Linked DNA regions of Homo sapiens: region 1 is linked to region 2. Evidence: read pairs that join two places in POLR2A ChIA-PET (ENCODE). Cell type or tissue: A673. All regions are shown on one strand. Links, peaks and the distances in the headings refer to the core of each region. The heading gives the core; the rest is flanking DNA. Region 1 overlaps RAB10 (RAB10, member RAS oncogene family). Region 2 holds the start of LOC105374333 (a long non-coding RNA gene).

The links. Peaks named below come from ENCODE experiments on the same cell type or tissue, not always from the same donor. Only the 100,000 strongest peaks of a DNase experiment are listed, where the experiment ranks them.
Region 1: POLR2A ChIA-PET joins it to region 2 with 11 read pairs; 4 of 35 experiments call an interaction of 5 or more read pairs at or near these places.

What each region holds. Positions count from the first base shown.
Region 1 is chr2:26,119,595-26,127,931 of GRCh38, reverse strand. RAB10 (RAB10, member RAS oncogene family) reads right to left here. Exons shown (of 6, transcript NM_016131.5): 4 at 699-788; 5 at 1-82. Among named protein-coding and RNA genes, the nearest start is that of GAREM2, 49 kb to the left of the region's middle. In A673, for the core only: no CTCF peak of the experiment used is centred there; no DNase peak of the experiment used is centred there.
Region 2 is chr2:26,056,492-26,064,828 of GRCh38, reverse strand. The region is part of intron 1 of RAB10 (RAB10, member RAS oncogene family); the gene reads right to left. It overlaps LOC105374333 (a long non-coding RNA gene), which reads right to left and starts at 4,318. Exons shown (of 2, transcript XR_939851.3): 1 at 1-4,318. In A673, for the core only: a CTCF peak has its summit at 5,117; no DNase peak of the experiment used is centred there.

The DNA of each region.
Region 1 (8,337 bases), core at 320-8,319, 63 kb before region 2:
CTAACGTGAGGAACGCCTTTTCGATGTTTATATTTGCTTTTGCACTAGTCTCAAAAAACCTAATACCATGCTCCCTTGCAATCTAAAACAGAAACAAAATATCATCATAAAATTATCAAGCATGGGTTGCCAACTGCTGACTTTAACAGCTTAAATATTAATCTTATTCTGAAGGCAGTGGTCCCAACTAGAATATATAACACAGAATATTTCAGCAAGTCAAGCTCTTTCATAAAACAAACAAAAGAAAAGTAATCTCCTTACCCCAAAAGTTTATTTCAGATATTCTAAGTCAGATACTTCACACTGGGGGCAAACTTATGAGAAGCTCAACCTGACTCCTCAGGGTCTAATTTCTGCTCACCATAGGCTCCTGATTGTCACATTTTAGAACCATACTAATTGATACATTTCCTTAAAGTCCTAAGTTTAAAAACCGAGGATTAATGACTTATATTTTTCTCTCTTTGTAGTTTAAATAAGGCTAAAAATACTATGGGCACATTTGATTCTCCCATACATGTTAAATATGCACTGAAAAAAAATTCACTCAAATGATAAAATATTATTTCCAACAAGCATTTTAAAAACTATGTAATTAGCTTAGTGTGTTCGATCACTATTACTATAAAAATAATCAAAAGTAGCATTACCTTTACAAAGACAGAGCAGAGTATCAGTTTAATTCAGATTTTTACCTGTTCTCCTTTTCCTTTAGGTACAACTCTTTTGTCGTCCATATCACACTTGTTTCCTAGTAACATTCTTTCCACATCTTCATTGGCATGCTAAAATGAAATAAAATTTTACTTTTACATACTACCATGAATTACGGCTTAACAGTCTTTAAAAGTGACTTTATTCTCTCAATTTAGAGGGTCATTTCTATAGCTTTGAAGTTTTAAAGCAGTCACCCTAAAACTACTCCATACTAAAAGCCTACACAAATTCTTAGATTACCTAGCAAAAGAAACGCAATTCCCAAGACATATCCATGTCAAATACTATTTCCTCCCTAAAGGAGGCTGTCTACTTTCTAGGTATGTTCTTTCTTACCAAAAGAGAAGATACAAGCAAAGAAACTTGCATAATCTAAATCCAGGCTGGATCATTTCAGATTTTATAATGCATACTACCCTATAGAAGCCTTAATTAAACATTTTATAGAGCCTTAAACTCTCAAATAGCTGTGCTGCTATGGCACAAGGAGGTCCATGCAGAAAAATCAGTTAAAAACAAGTGGTTGTCCCCTTAAGATCCCAATGACAATTTTTGCAGAAATAGAAAGATCTATCCAAAAATTCATATGGAATCTAACATCAAAAGAATCTCTCTTTTTGAGACAGAGCCTTGCTCTGTTGCCCAGGCTGGAGTGCAGTGGTGTGATCTGGGCTTCCTGCAACTTTCGCCTCCCGAGTTCAAGCGATTCTCCTGCCTTAGCCTCTTGAGTAGCTGTGAGTAGCTGGGACTACAGGTGTGTGTACTACCATGCCAGCTAATTTTTGTAGTTTTCTGGTAGAGATGGGGGGTTTTGCCATGTTGGCCAGGCTGATCGCGAACTCCTGGCCTCAAGTGATCCACCCCCATCGGCCTCCCAAAGAGCTAGGATTACAGGCATGAGCCACTGAGCCCAGCCAAAATAATATTAGCTGGGGGAGTCAAATTTCAGAACTTACTGCAAATCAAAAAGTGTGGAACTGGCATAAAGACAGATACACAGACTAATGGAATGGAATAGAGAGCCCAGAAATAAATCCTCACATACTTAGTCAAATGACCCTCGACAAGGATGCCAAAATCAGTCAATAGGGAAAGGACAGTCTTTTCAATAAATAGCACTAGGAAAACCAGATATCCACATGCAAAACAATGAAGCTGGATCCTTATTTTAAACCATATAAAAAAATTAACTTGAACTAGATCAAAGACCTCAAACTATAAAACTCTTAGAAGAAAACATAGGGAAAAGCTTCAGGACACTGGATTTGGCAATGGTTTCTTTGACATGATACCAAAAGCACAGGCAATAAAAGAAAAAGTAGTTAAACTGTACTTCATCAAAGTTAAAAACTACTGTGCAACAAAGGACGCTATCAAGAGAATGAAAAGACTACCCACAAAAAGGAGGAAATATTTGTAAATCATGTATTTGAAAGGGAATAATACCTAGAATATATAAAAAACACCTAAAACTCCTAACAACAACAAAAAATGACAGCACTTTGGGAGGCTGTCAGGAAAATTGCCTGAGCCCAGGAGTTCGAGACTAGCCTGAGTAACACTGTGAGACCTCATCTCTACAAAAAATTTAAAAATTAGCCAGGCACGGTGGTGTGTGCCTGTAGTCCCAGCTACTTAGGAGGCTGTGGTAGGAGAATCACTTGAGCCTGGGAAGTTGAGGCTGCAGTGAGCCATGATCATCATGCCTCTGTACTCCAGCCTGGGGAACAGAGCAAGAACCTGTCTGGAAAAAATTTAAAAAAAAAAAAAAAAAAAAGCAAGCAAAGGATTTGAATAGACATTTCTTCAAAGAAGATATACAAACAAACAATATGCACATGAATAGATGCTCAATATCACTAAGATTAGGAAATGCAAATCAAAAACCACAATGAGAGATACCACTACATACCCATTAGTATGGCTACTATTAAAAAAACAGAAAACACATATTGGCGAGGATGTGGAGAAACCGACACCTTTGTGTACTGTTGGTAGGAATGTAAAATGGTGCAATCACTGTGGAAAAGTCTGGTGATTCCTCAAAAGGTTACACACAGAATTATCATATGATCCAGCAATTCCACTCATGGGTATACACGCAGAAGAATTTAAAGCAGGGACTCAGATATTTGTACACCAGTGTTCACAGCAACATTATTCACAATAGTAAAAGGGTGAAAACAACCCACATATCCAACAATGGGTGAATGAATAAACAGAACATGGCATATAAAAACAATGGAATATTATTCAGCCTCAAAAAATAAACAAGTTCTGACACATGCTACAATGTAGATGAACCTTGAAAACTTTATGTTAAATGAAGTAAATTACTTACAAATTGAACAAATACTATATGATTCCACTTATATGAGGTACCTATAACAGTCAAATTCATAGAAAATAGAATGGTGACAGTTGCCAGGAGATGGGGAAAGGGGGAGACAGAAATCATTGTTTAATGGATGCAAAGCTTGAGTTCAGAAAGATGAAAAAGTTCTGGAAATGGATGGTGGTGACGGTTGCACAACAGTAGAATGTACTTAACACCACTGAACTATACACCAAAATAATAGTTAAAATGAAAATTTCATGTTGTATGTATTTCACCACAATTTTAAAAAGTATTCAAAAACAACAATAGGCTGAGCACGGGGGCTCATGCCTGTAATCCCAACACTTTAAGAAGCTGAGGCAGGAGGAGCACTTGAGCCCAAGAGCTCAAGGCTGGAGTGAACTATTATCACTGCCACTGCACTCCAGCCAGGGCAACAAAGCAAGAACCTGTCTCAAAAAAAAAAAAAAAAAAAAAAAAAAAAGCAACAACAACAATAAGAAAAACAACAGCAACAAAACTGCCAAATGGCTGCGGTTACTTCATTTCCTGTAGCTATAAGAAAAAAAAAAACTAGGAAAGTTATAAAATATGCTGATTTAAAACAACATACAGTTGACCCTTGAACAATGGGGGTAAGGGTATACCATGTATAACTTTTACTCCCCAAACACTTAATTAGTAACAGCCTGATGCTAACCAGAAGTATTATCAGTAACAGTCGATTAACATATTTTATATATGTATTCTATACTGTATTCTTACCATAAAGTTAGAGAAAAGAAAATGTTATTAAGAAAATCATAAGGAAGAAAAATATATTTACTATTCATTAAGTGGAAGTGGATCATCATAAAGGTCTTCATCCTCAATGTCTTCAAATTGAGTAGGCTGAGGAGGAGAAAGAGGAGGGGGTTGGTCTTGCTGTCTCAGGGAAGGCAGAGGCAGAAGAGGTAGAGAAGGTGGAAGGGGAGGCAGGCACACTCAGTTTAACTTTACGGAAAAACATTGTAATTTCTTTTTTGCTTTTTCATTTCTTTAAAAATATTTCTATACAAAACCAATCCTTCTTTCATCATTTGCTTCAGTTTCAGTGCCTGTATCACACAATGGTCCATGTTGTACAGTAAGTCTAAAGCAGTCTTGAATAATCAGAACCCTTCTGCCAGATTGTCTACAGTCAATTTGTTTTCTGGCACTACTTCTTTGCCTTCTTCCTTATCGTCCAACGCTGGTTTGGAAGCACCGGCATCTTCATTAAATCATCTTCTGTTGATTCCTCTGGTTGATGTCTATTAGCTCTTGTCTTATCCACAGTCTCTTTCATAAATTCCTTGACTGGCTCTGCTACAAATCCTGTGAAATCATGCTCAACATCGGTACACAGTTTTCTCCAGCAGGAAGTTACTGTTTTGTGCTTGATGGCTTTCATGGCTTTTTCTATAACGATGGCATCTTCAGCGGTGTAATTCCTCCAGATTTTCATGATGTTCTATTGAGGTTAGAGTACCGTGTGTTATTAACCTTAAAGGTCCTCATGATCCCCTGATCTAGATGCTGAATTAGAGACTGTGTTCGGGGGCAAGTAGACCACTTCAATGTTTTCGGTGTTAAACTCATGGGGTTCTGGGTGGCCAGGGGCACTGTCCAACATCAAAAGAACTTTAAAGGGCTGTCCCATAATGGCAAGGTATTTCCTGATTTCAGGGACAAAGTATTGATGGAACCAATCCAGAAAAAGGATTCTCAGTGTTCAGGTCTTCTTGTTGAATGATCAAAAAACTGGCAGCTTCAAAAGACTTTTCCCTTCAGGTCTTGGGGGTTAGCAACTTTATACGTAAGGGCAGTCAGTCCTGATCATAAACCCAATTGCATTTGCACAGAACAGTAGTTAGCCTATCCCTTCCTGCCTTAATTCCCTGTGCTTTCTTCTTTTCCTAACACTCATGTCCTTTGTGGCCTGCCCCCCTCCCTGCCACCCCGAGAATAGGACACTTTTAACTGCATTAAAGACTTGTTCAGCGGTGCCCAGGAACTTGTCTGCTGTGTCTTAGTCAGCAGAAGCTGCTTCTCCTGTTAGCCTGCCATTTTTAGGCCAAGCCTCTTTCTAAAATTATCAAACCATTCTTTGCTGGCATTAACTCCTCTAGCTTCTCTTCCGTTTTGCTTTAAGTTGTCATATAATAACTTCACTTTTTCTTGAATATCATAGTCTACAAGTATGCCCTTTTTTTTTGTTTTTTTTTTTGAGACAGAGTCGCTCTGTCGCCCAGGCTGGAGTGCAGTGGTGTGATCTCAGCTCACTGCAAGCTCTGCCTCCCGGGTTCACACCATTCTCCTGCCTCAGCCTCCCGAGTGGCTGGGACTACAGGCGCCCGCCACCACGCCTGGCTAATTTTTTGTATTTTCAGTAGAGACGGGGTTTCAACGTGTTAGCCAGGATGGTCTCGATCTCCTGACCTCGTGATCTGCCCGCCTTGGCCTCCCAAAGTGCTGGGATTACAGGCGTGAGCCACCGCGCCCAGCCTACAAGTATGCCTTTCTTATAGCAATCCTGTACCCACATAAGAGCTGCATTTTCAACATGAGATAAAAAGGTATTCTGTAAAAAGTGCAAGGTTTCACACCTCCTGCTGTGGCTGCAGTGATGGCTTCACAAATTTTCTTTTATTTAAAATGGTCCTTATGCTGGATTAATTTATCTTGAAATAACGGGCAACCACAGCTGCAGACCTCATTCTACAGTACATATTAAGCAATTCAATTTTTTCTTGTAATGTCATGACTTTTCTGTTTCTCAGGATTGCTTCTGGCATCACTAGTGGCACTTTGTATAGGTCTGATGGTGTTATTCAAGGTTTATGGTATTGCACTAGACACGATGAAAACACGCAAGAACCACAAAAGACCTCTTTTGATTGCAATATGGGATTTACTGGAGACACAAACTGTTCACGGGGAGATGATCCACATCACATGGTGTTTTAAGCAGACACTTGGAAACATACGAGCTCACCAAAATAGCAACAGGAGGTGGCTACAAAATTATCACAGTAGTACAGTATGTATTAGTTATTTTTATGCAATTATGATTTAATACTGCATCTCTGTTACATTTCTCTTGATGCAAAAGGTGCCTTGTATGGGCTCTGTGTGTTTGAGTGTTAATAAATTTAAACTTTTAATAATAGATCTGTGTATGTTTTATGGTAGTAATAAAATAGACTAGTATCTACATATACTTTAGACATTCATAATATACTTAACTTTTTCTTAATTTCCCCCCCGCCCAATATTTCTAGGTTATGTGGCTTGTCTGTGAGTTTTTCAAGTTGTTGCAAGTCTCTAACATTTTTTCCAAAAGATTTGTTTTTAAAAACCTGTTTATAGAGCTGGGTGTGGTGGCACACACCTGTAATCCCAGCTTCTTGGGAGGCTGAGAAGGAAGAATCACTTGACCCCTGGAGTTTGAGACCAGCCTGGGCAACACTGCGAGTCCCCATCTCTTTAAACAAAAATATCCATGTGTAAGTGAACCTGCAGTTCAAGGGTCAATGACAGTTTAAAAGGGGGTAGACAAAGGTGGGATTAGGGAGGAAACAACTCTTTTGTTGCAAGGACGATACCCTTAGTAGAATCACAAGCTTAACAAAGAAAAATTATACCGCATGTGGTGGCTCACGCCTGTAAAGCCAGCACTTTGGGAGGCTGAGGTGGGTGGATCACATGAGGTCAGGGGTTCGAGACCAGCCTGGCCAATATGGCAAAACCCTGTCTCTACTAAAATTACTAAAATTAGCCGGGTGTGGCGATGCACGTCTGTAATCTCAGCTACTTGGGAGGCTGAGGCAGGACAATCACTTGAACCCAGGAGGTGGAGGTTGCAGTGAGCTGAGATGATACCACTGCACTCCAGCCTGGGTGACAGAGCAAGACTTTGTCTCGGGAAAAAAAAAATTATAATATACTATAAAGAAACTCGCTGGCTGGATGCGGTGGCTCATGCCTATAATCCCAGCATTTTGGGAGGCCGAGGCGGGCGGATCACGAGGTCAGGAGATTGAGACCATCCTGGCTAACACAGTGAAACCTCGTGTCTACTAAAAATACAAAAAATTAGCTGGGTGTGTTGATGGACGCCCTGTAGTCCCAGCTACTCAGGAGGCTGAGGCAGGAGAATGGTGTGAACCCGGGAGGTAGAGCTTGCAGTGAGCCAAGATAGCACCACTGCACTCCAGCCTGGGCAACAGAGCGAGACTCCGTCTCAAGAAAAAAAAAAAAGAAACTCCCTATTTAGGGATTCCATGGTCTTATCTGAATTTAGTGCCTCTTAATTTATGTTACTGCTAAAACAAAGGCAACTTGGCAAATATCCAGTAATAAGCAGCAATATACCAGGTGCTCCTAAAATCCTGCCATGTGCTAAAAGTAAGAGGCATTTTGATCTCAGAATCTAAGGATGGACTTCGGGGACATCAATAATTCCAAGGAGCACACATAAAACTTTGCAAGTTGTATAAGTACATCATTCTGGTAAGATTCTAATTTCTCAAAGGGGTCCATGATCCCAAAGAAGTACAGAAGCATGGTTTTAAAAGCTCCCAGCTGCTAAATGGACAAATTATCACAGTGACCTGTAATAATCTACCCACATCCTAAACACTGCAAGTTACCAGAGCCACTAACATGAACCTCCACTCAAAGAGAAGATAAATTATCTGTAGCTTTAGAAGTCACTGTTCTACTAAGAACACCTGTAAGTTAGGTGCAAGCAGGCTGATGGAACGAAGCCGAAGCCAATAAATAAATGATCAATGAAGTATAAAAAAGGGAAAATTACCTTATATATAAATTTATAAGTGTTAAGATATTTTCAGCCTGTTTTTTAAAAAAGCTTTAGCAATCAGACCACCAATTTACAACCTACTACACCTCCACGCCAACTCACATCAGTATTCTGGGGCTAGTGAGGAAATAGGTATAATTCTTTATACATGTGTACCATTTCAGAGCATAAATATAATTCTAGCTCAAAAATATATTTGAAAGTAAGCCTGCTGGGCACAGTGGCTCATGTGTATAATCCCAACATTCTGGGAAGCCAATGCAGGAAGATTGCTTGAGCCCAAGAATTTGAGGCCAGCCAGGGCAACACAGTAAGACCCCATCACCACAAAAATAAAAATTAGCCAGACATGATATAGCACGCTTGTGGTCCTAGGTACCTGGGAGGCTAGGCTGGGAGGATAGCTTGAGCTCAGGAGGTAGAGGCTGCAGTA
Region 2 (8,337 bases), core at 116-8,115:
GAGATCCTCCCACTTCAGCCTCCCAAAGTGCTGGGATTACAGGCATGAGCCACCACACCCAGCCCAAACTGAAACATTCTTGAAAGAGAAAGAGGGTGTTAAAATGATTACATAATTTGTTGAAATATTTGTTCATCTGTTGAATAATTTGTTCATTTTTACTTATTTAAAAACTATTTTCAGGCTGTGCACAGTGGCTCCCAGCACTGTAACCCCAGCATTTTGGGAGGCCAAAGCAGGCAGTTCACTTGAGCTCAGGAGTTTGAGACCACCCTGGGCAACATGGTGTACACCCCATCTCTACAAAAAATGAAAAAAAAAATTTTTTTTTCCCAAAAAATTAGCCAGGCGTGGTGGCACACCCCTGTAGTCCCAGCTACTCAGGAGGCTGAGGTGGGAGGATTGCTTGAGCCCAGAAGTGGAGGTTGCAATGAGCAGAAATGCATCCCAGCCTGGGTGGCAGAATGAGACCCCACCTCAAAATACAAAAACAAACACTCTACAAAAACTATTTTCAAAAACAGTTGTATTCATTAAAGCAAAAATAAACGTCTGCAATCACCAAAGCAAAAGCTTCTGTGCTTATACATCCTTGGCTTTATCACAGGATTTGGACCTCATTATTATTTATTAATTACAAAGGGGAAGAGTACTTTCAATGAAGAAATATGGCAGGCTATATCCTACCAAAAAGCTCAAATTTATTATCTCCAAAAATAGAACAAAAGGACATTAAGCAGCTCCTACTGGATGAATTGAGAAAGACATTACCACCAAGGCGGGCAGATCAGCTGTGGTCAGGAGTTCGACACCAACCTGGCCAACACATAGTGAAATCCCATTATCTACTAAAAATTACAAAAATTAGCTAGGCATAATGGCACACACCTGTAGTCCCAGCTGCTTGGGCAGCTGAAGCAGGAGACTCATTTGAACCCGGGAGGCAGAGGTTGCAGCGAGCTGAGGTCACGCCACTGCACTCCAGCCTGGGCGACAGAGTGAGACTCTTGTCTCTCCAAAAAAAATGGTGAGAAAACAAATTGTGAAACATTCTATTAAGACTCATCGAAAAATGTCAATGTAACGACTGGATCTGTTCTAGATTAAGGAATATAAAGAGACAAGGCAATTAAATTCAATGCATGATCCTGAATTGAACTCTAGACATCTTACCAGAACCACCACTTGCCAAAATGCAAAAAAGTTGAGGAAGCTTGAATAAAGATTATAAAGTATATGTTATTTACTAATATTAAACTTCTTGCATGTAATGATACTGTGCTTATGTAAGACAATGTTCTTGTTTTGAAGAGGTACATGCTAAAGTATTTAGAGATGAAGTGTCAAAACATCTGTAGCTTACTTTTCAAATTTTCAAATGGTCTAGCAAAAAAAAAATCACATAAAGAATGTGAGTGAGCAAATGTAATAAAATGGTAATAATGAGAAAATCTACATGAAGGGTATATGTTCAATTGCACAATTTTTCCAGAGTATCAGTAGGTATGAAACTTTTCAAAATAAAAAGCTGAAAGGGAAAAGGGACATAAGGAACAGATGGTCCCTCTTCTCCCAGACGATCTGTCCAACATGACTGGAGTCTAAAACTGCCAAGGCTATCTACACAAGAAAGCGAGCCTGAGGAGGACAGTCTAATAGATTGACCATTAGATTTTAAAAATAACTAGATTCCTGATTCTTTTTTTTTTTTTTGAGATGGAGTTTCACTCTTGTCGCCCAAGGTGGAGTGCAATGGTGTGATGTCGGCTCACGGCAACCCCTGCCTCCTGCATTCAAGCCATCCTCCTGCCTCAGCCTCCCGAGCAGCCGGGATTATAGGCGCCTGCCACCATGCCTGGCTAATTTTTGTATTTTTAATAGAGACAGGGTTTCACCACGTTGGCCAGGCTGGTCTCGAACTCCTGACCTCAGGTGATCCACCTGCCGCAACCTCCCAAAGTGCTGGAATTACAGGCATGAGCCACCACACCTGGCCAAGATAACTTAGATTCTTGAGGTTGCTCAACAAACTAACCCTAGAAGTGGCAATTCTTTAGAAGGTTAAAGTTCTTTAAACTTTTTGTTGTTGTTTAAGCCAGTTTGAAGGGTTTTTTTCCTTTCCTTTATTTATTTATTTATTTATTTATTTTTGAGACAGAGTCTCGCTCTATTGCCCAGGCTGGAGTGGAGTAGCATGATCTCGGCTCACTGCAACCCCCACCTCCGTGGTTCAAGCAATTCTCGTGCCTCAGCCTCCCGAGTAGCTGAGATTACAGGTATGCGCCACCAGGTCCAGCTTATTTTTGTATTTTTAGTAGAGTTGGGGTCTCACCAGGTTGACCATGCTGGTCTCAAACTCCTGGCCTCAAATGATCTGCCTGCCTCAGTCTCCCAAAGTGCTGGGATTACAGGCATGAGCCACCATGCCCAGCAGCACTTTTGTAGTTGTGTTTGTTTGGGGAGGAGGGGATGGGCTGTCACTTCCAAATAAAAGCATCATAATACATAGATCCACTGGAAAAAGTATTGCCACCAAAATTACACTAAGGCTATGGAGCAGAGGATGGGCTGCAATGAAGGATTATAGTATTTATATTTTCTATGCTATACAATCTATTACTATGTTTTTAAACTAACAGGCACTACTTTTTAAAATTTAAGTTTAAATATAATTCCAACAAAAACAGATGTATATATTATTGCCTATTATGGGAAATTACCCTTACTATAGTAACTTACCACACACAAAAAAAATTTATTCTGAACCAAAAAAGACATCACATACAGAAACCCCAACTCCACCCCTTTTCCCCAAGCTCCTAGAACCATCAACTGTTCATGGTAAGAGACTTTGCTGTTTCAGCAGGTTCCTTTAAAAGCATATGATGTTTAGCCTGGGCAACAAACTGAGGCCCTGCCTGTATAAAAAAAAATTAGCCAGCTACATTGGAGGCTGAGGCAGGAGGAGCACTTGAGCCCAGGAGGTCAAGGCTGCAGTGACCCGAAATCGTAGCACTGTACTCCAGCGTGAGTGACAGCGTGACATTCTGTCTCAAAAACAAGGGGGGGTGGGGTGGGGAGCAGATATGAAGTGAAGAGAGATGACTACTTAAAATTACTGTTAAGCGAGAAAAATAAGACTGGGGACAATGACTCACACCTATAATTACCGCCCTTTGGGAGGCCAAGGCAGGAGGATTAATGGAAGGTAGGAGTTCGAGACCAGCCTGGGAAACCTAACAAGACCCTGTCTCTACCAAAAAAAAAATTTTTTTTAATTAGTCAGGCATGGTGGCATGCACCTGTAATATTAGCTACATGGGCAGCCAACACGGCTGTGGTGGCCTATTACTGTGCCACTGTTCTCTAGTCTGGGTGACAGGGCAAGACCCTGTCTCTCAAAGGAAAACAGGGCTGGGCACAGTGGCTCACACATGTAATCCCAGCACTTTGGGAGGCACAGGTGGGCAAATCAATTGAGCTCAGGAGTTCAACACCAGCCTGGGCAACATGGCAAAATCCCGTCTCTATAAAAATCACAAAAAATTAGCCGGACCTGGTGGTGTGCACCTGTGGTCCAAGCAACTTGGGGGCACTGAGGTGGGAGGATAGCTTGAGCCCGGGAGGCAGAGGTTGCAGTGAGCTGAGATGGCACCACTGCAATCCAGCCCAGGTGACAGAGCCAGACCCTGTCTCAAAAAACAAACGAACAAAAAAAAAAAAAAAAAAAAAAAAAGACAGAGATAAATGGAAAAAAAAATTTTCAACTGAGTATCAGCTCTTTCAACCTATATTTTTAAAGAAGCAAATCAAGTTATTTTATATAAAGAAACTACATCTAGTCTGTCTATAACCACTCCCAAAATTACATGTAACTGAAGAAATCACTCATCTAGAAGCTATTTTTCAACAAAGTTTTTTTCAAGTAGCAAAATGGAAGCTCTGTAGCCATCTTGAAAGACATTTAAGTCGGGCCAGCAGATTTTTTATTGTTGTGTTTTTGTAACTAGTAAGTTTTACTTTTTTAAAAGAAAATATCTATTTCCAGCTTCTCTGGCATAATGTGATAGAAAGAACATGGTTTCTGGAGTCTGACAGACCTGGATTAGCAATTCTGGTTCTACCACTTACTATTAGCTACATAACCTTCTTTGATAAATTACCTAATGTTTCTAATCCAAAATTTTCTCACTGGCAAAATAAGGATATACAATTTTCCTCAGAGAACTACTGTGAGAACAGGCCGGGCACGTTGGCTCATGCCTATAATCCCAGCACTTTGGGAGGCCGAGGCGGGCAGATCACGAGGTCAGGAGATCGAGACCTGGCTAACACGGTGAAACCCCATCTCTACTAAAAATACAAAAAATTAGCCAGATGTGGTGGTGAGCGCCTGTAGTCCCAGCTACTCGGGAGGCTGAGGCAGGAGAATGGCGTGAACCTGGGAGGCAGAGCTTGCAGTGAGCCGAGATCGTGCCACTGCACTCCAGCCTGGGCAACAGAGCGAGACTCCGTCTGAAAAAACAAACAAACAAACAAACAAAAAAACAAAAAAGAACTACTGTGAGAACAAAATGAAAGAGTAATAGATATAAAAGCACTTCACACAGTGCCAGGCACACAGCAGTTGTTCAATAATTTCCTTCTCTTTCCCCCTCCATATTAGAGAATTCATGGCATTCACACGAATTCACAAATTCTAAATCCAAACAAGCTTCTTCAGACTCTTGCCAATTAAGGAGGATTTTAAAAGACTGGCATTATAAGTAATCTGCCTCTACCTCCAATTCTAGCTATTATTATGTGTTCTTAGAACATGACCATGATGGTATGGCCTGAACTATGCTATGCAATCCCAACCTAGTTATGACAATCTTTTAATATTTTTATTGTGGTAAAAAAAACCCACATAATTTAAAACACATCAAAGCTATTAAAACTTACCACTAACAATTTTTAAGTGTACAGTTCAGTAGCAATTTTCAGTGTTGTGAAACGTATCTCCAGAACTTTTTCATCTTGCAGAATGAAACTCCATACCCATTAAACAACTCTCCTTCACCCCTTCCCTCCCCCAGCTCCTGATAACCACCGATGGACAGTTAAGTTGTCTCCACCTCTTGGCTATTGTGAATAGTGCTGTTATAACATGGGTATGCAAAGATCTCAAAACCTTGCTTTCAGTTCTTTGGGATATATACTTGGAAGTGGGATTGCTGCATCGTATGGTAATTCCATTTTTAATTTGTTGAGTAATTATAATTTTAATACCAAAGTACTCACAATTTTTACCCCAACAAATTTCTGAAATATTTACTTACCATGTGCTTCTCAAATTTTGCATTTAGGTTAAAAAAACAAAATCCCTAAACTAAGGGTTATTCTAATGTATGCTTGCTTATGCTACTAAATGTTAGAAGTTATATTCTAGTACATTGTGTTTATTTGATACATCTGTCTCTCCCACTAGAATAAAATTTCATAAGAACTTTGCTGCCATATCCCCAATATCTAGCACATACTGGACTATTCAAACATTCGAATGAATGAATGCATTAGCAAAACAAAAATATACTGCATCTCCAACTTTAAGTTTGTTGGGGCTCCTAAATAAAGAGTCCACTGTAATGATCAAGTACAGATTTCCAAACTGGTAAAGCAATTAGTGTAATACTTCACACTGCAACATCAACTTTTATAAAGCACCTACTATATACAAGGAACTGTATTTAAGATACAGAACTGTTAAATGTGGTCTATGATTTAGAGATCACTAGAAACAGATATTAAATCATTTTTGTCTTTCAAATATTTGAGAATGTACAGGCATTGTCCTAGGGAGATATAGAGGTGAGCAGACATCCCTGCCCTCAGCAGTTCAGATTCTAAAGGAGATGGCCAATTAACAAAACAAGTAAAACTTAATCAGAAGTCATATTAATTACTGTGTAGAAGTCAGGTAAGCAGAATGGTAGATCTGAACTGGAAGAGGGGAGCTGTTGCTATTTTATTATAGGATAGAAAGGGAAGACTTCACTGACAAAATGCTATCTGAGCAGAAACCTGGAAGAAATGAGAGAATATGCCACACAAGTTAAGTACCTAGGCAGAGTGGCTACAGCCAGAGAACAACAAGCGCACAGGTCCTGAGGCAGGAGTGTGCTTGGCAAGTTCAAAAGAGAGCAAAGATGAATTGCTGCAGGGTAAACAAAACAATCTAAGTTAGGAGTTGAAGCTCTAAGCAAAGAGGTATCAGATTTAGCCGGGGCACAGTACGGTGGTATACATCTGTAATCCTAGCTACTTAGGAGGCTGAGGTGGGAGGACTGCTTGCACCCAGGAATTCCAGGCCAGAGTGAGCAGCATAGCAAAACCCTGTCTCAATTTAAAAAAAAAGAAAAGAAAAAAGCATCAGGATATCATGTAAGGACACGGAGCCTTACATGTTCTTTCTGAGATTGAAAGCCACTAAAGGCTCTAAGCAGAGGAGTAGAAGAGTGACATATATGAATTCAACTTTAAATGAATCATTATAGGTGCCCCCTTGTCAAGAAGGGGTTGTAGAGGACAAGAAAGAAAGCAAGGAGGCCAGCTAAGAACTTACAATAATCCAGGCAACATGATGGTGTCATGGACCAGGCTGGTAGCAGCGGAGATAATGAGAAGCAGGGAAATTCTGGAGGTTAATCCAAAAGAATCTGCTAATGTGAGATACCAGTGAAGGAGGCATCAAGGATACCTCCAAGATTTTTAGTCTTCTTAACAAATATCTGAGTATCTACTATGGTCCAGGCTCTGTACTACAGTTCACATCTTTCCATTTAATTCAATCAATTTTTTCAAAGTAGGGGTTATCAGCCCCTATCTAAAAGAGAAGTTCAGAGAGACTTTAAAACTAGCCTTTAGGCCGGGCATGGTGGCTCACACCTGTAATCCCAGCACTGTGGGAGGCCAAGGCAGGTGGATCCCTTGAGGTCAGGAGTTTGAGACCAGACTGGCCAACATGGTGAAACCCCGTCTCTACTAACAATACAAAAATTAGCTGGGTGTGGTTGCGCCTGCATGTAAATCCCAGCTACTGGGGACGCAGAGGTGAGAGAATCACTTGAACTCGGGAGATGAAGGTTGCAGTCAGCAGCGATCGCGTCACTGCACTCCAGCCTTGGGGAAAGAGTGAGACCCCGTCTCTGAATGAATGAATGAATGAAAGAAACTTGCCTTTAGTCAAATAAGGGACAAAACAAATTTTAACTAATCCATGTTCTTTTTCTCTACACCATCCCCCCAACCACTCTAGCCACTGCTTCTTAATTTCTTGGCTGGATTCCTATCCTGTCTACACCTTAAATGTTAATATTCCTTATAGTTTTTATTTTTTAATTTTTTTTTTTTTTTAGAGACTGTCTATGTTGCCCAGGCTGGAATGCAATGGCTATTCATAGGCGCAACTGTGCACAATGCAACCTCAAATTCCTGGGCTCAAGCAATCCTCCTGCCTCCAGTCTCCCAGTAGCTGGGACTACAGGCACCCACCACCATGCCCAGCTTCCTTAGCTTTTGGAGGTCTTCTCACTCCATGCTCATTGAAGCCACTATGACTTCAAGTAGTTTTATTTCTCAAGACTAGATTCTACTCCTTACCTCCCAGACATAACATACAAATGTCTACTGGACACGTTAACTTAGATATCCTACAAGCACATGTCACAGGGTGGAATATCATGCCTCTCAGATCTGCTCCTTCTTGCATATTCCCTAAGTTAATGGCACCAATTGGCCCAGCCAGTGGCAGTACCAGAAATACGTGGCATAGAGCTAATGCTGCCACTCACGACGCCTCTATATAGCAAAGTACAAGCTTATTGTCAGATCAGAGTCCTTCATAGTAGGCACCACACAGTTTTTAGGGCCAGGCTCAGTGGCTCACACCTGTAATTCCAGCACTTTAGGAGGCAAGAGGATCGCTTGAGGCCAGGAGTTCGAGACCAACTTGGGCAACACTGCAAAACTCTGCCTCTACAAAAAACAAAAAAATCTAGCTGGGTGTGGTGGCATGCATCTGTAGTCCTAGCTACTCAGGAGGCTAATGGGTAAGACTGCTTGAGCCCGAGAGTTCAAGGTTACAGTGAGTTATGATCACACCACTACACTCTAGCCAGGGTGACAGACCTAGAATCTGTCTCAAGAAAAATAAATAATTTAGGGAATACATTAAAATACATCTTGTTTATTTTGAGTCTGGATTGTACTCAGAGATTGATAAAAGACTAATTTCTAGATAAATGTAGTCTTACTAAACTGAGTGTTTAAAATTCTACATCTTAAAACAAAGGGCCA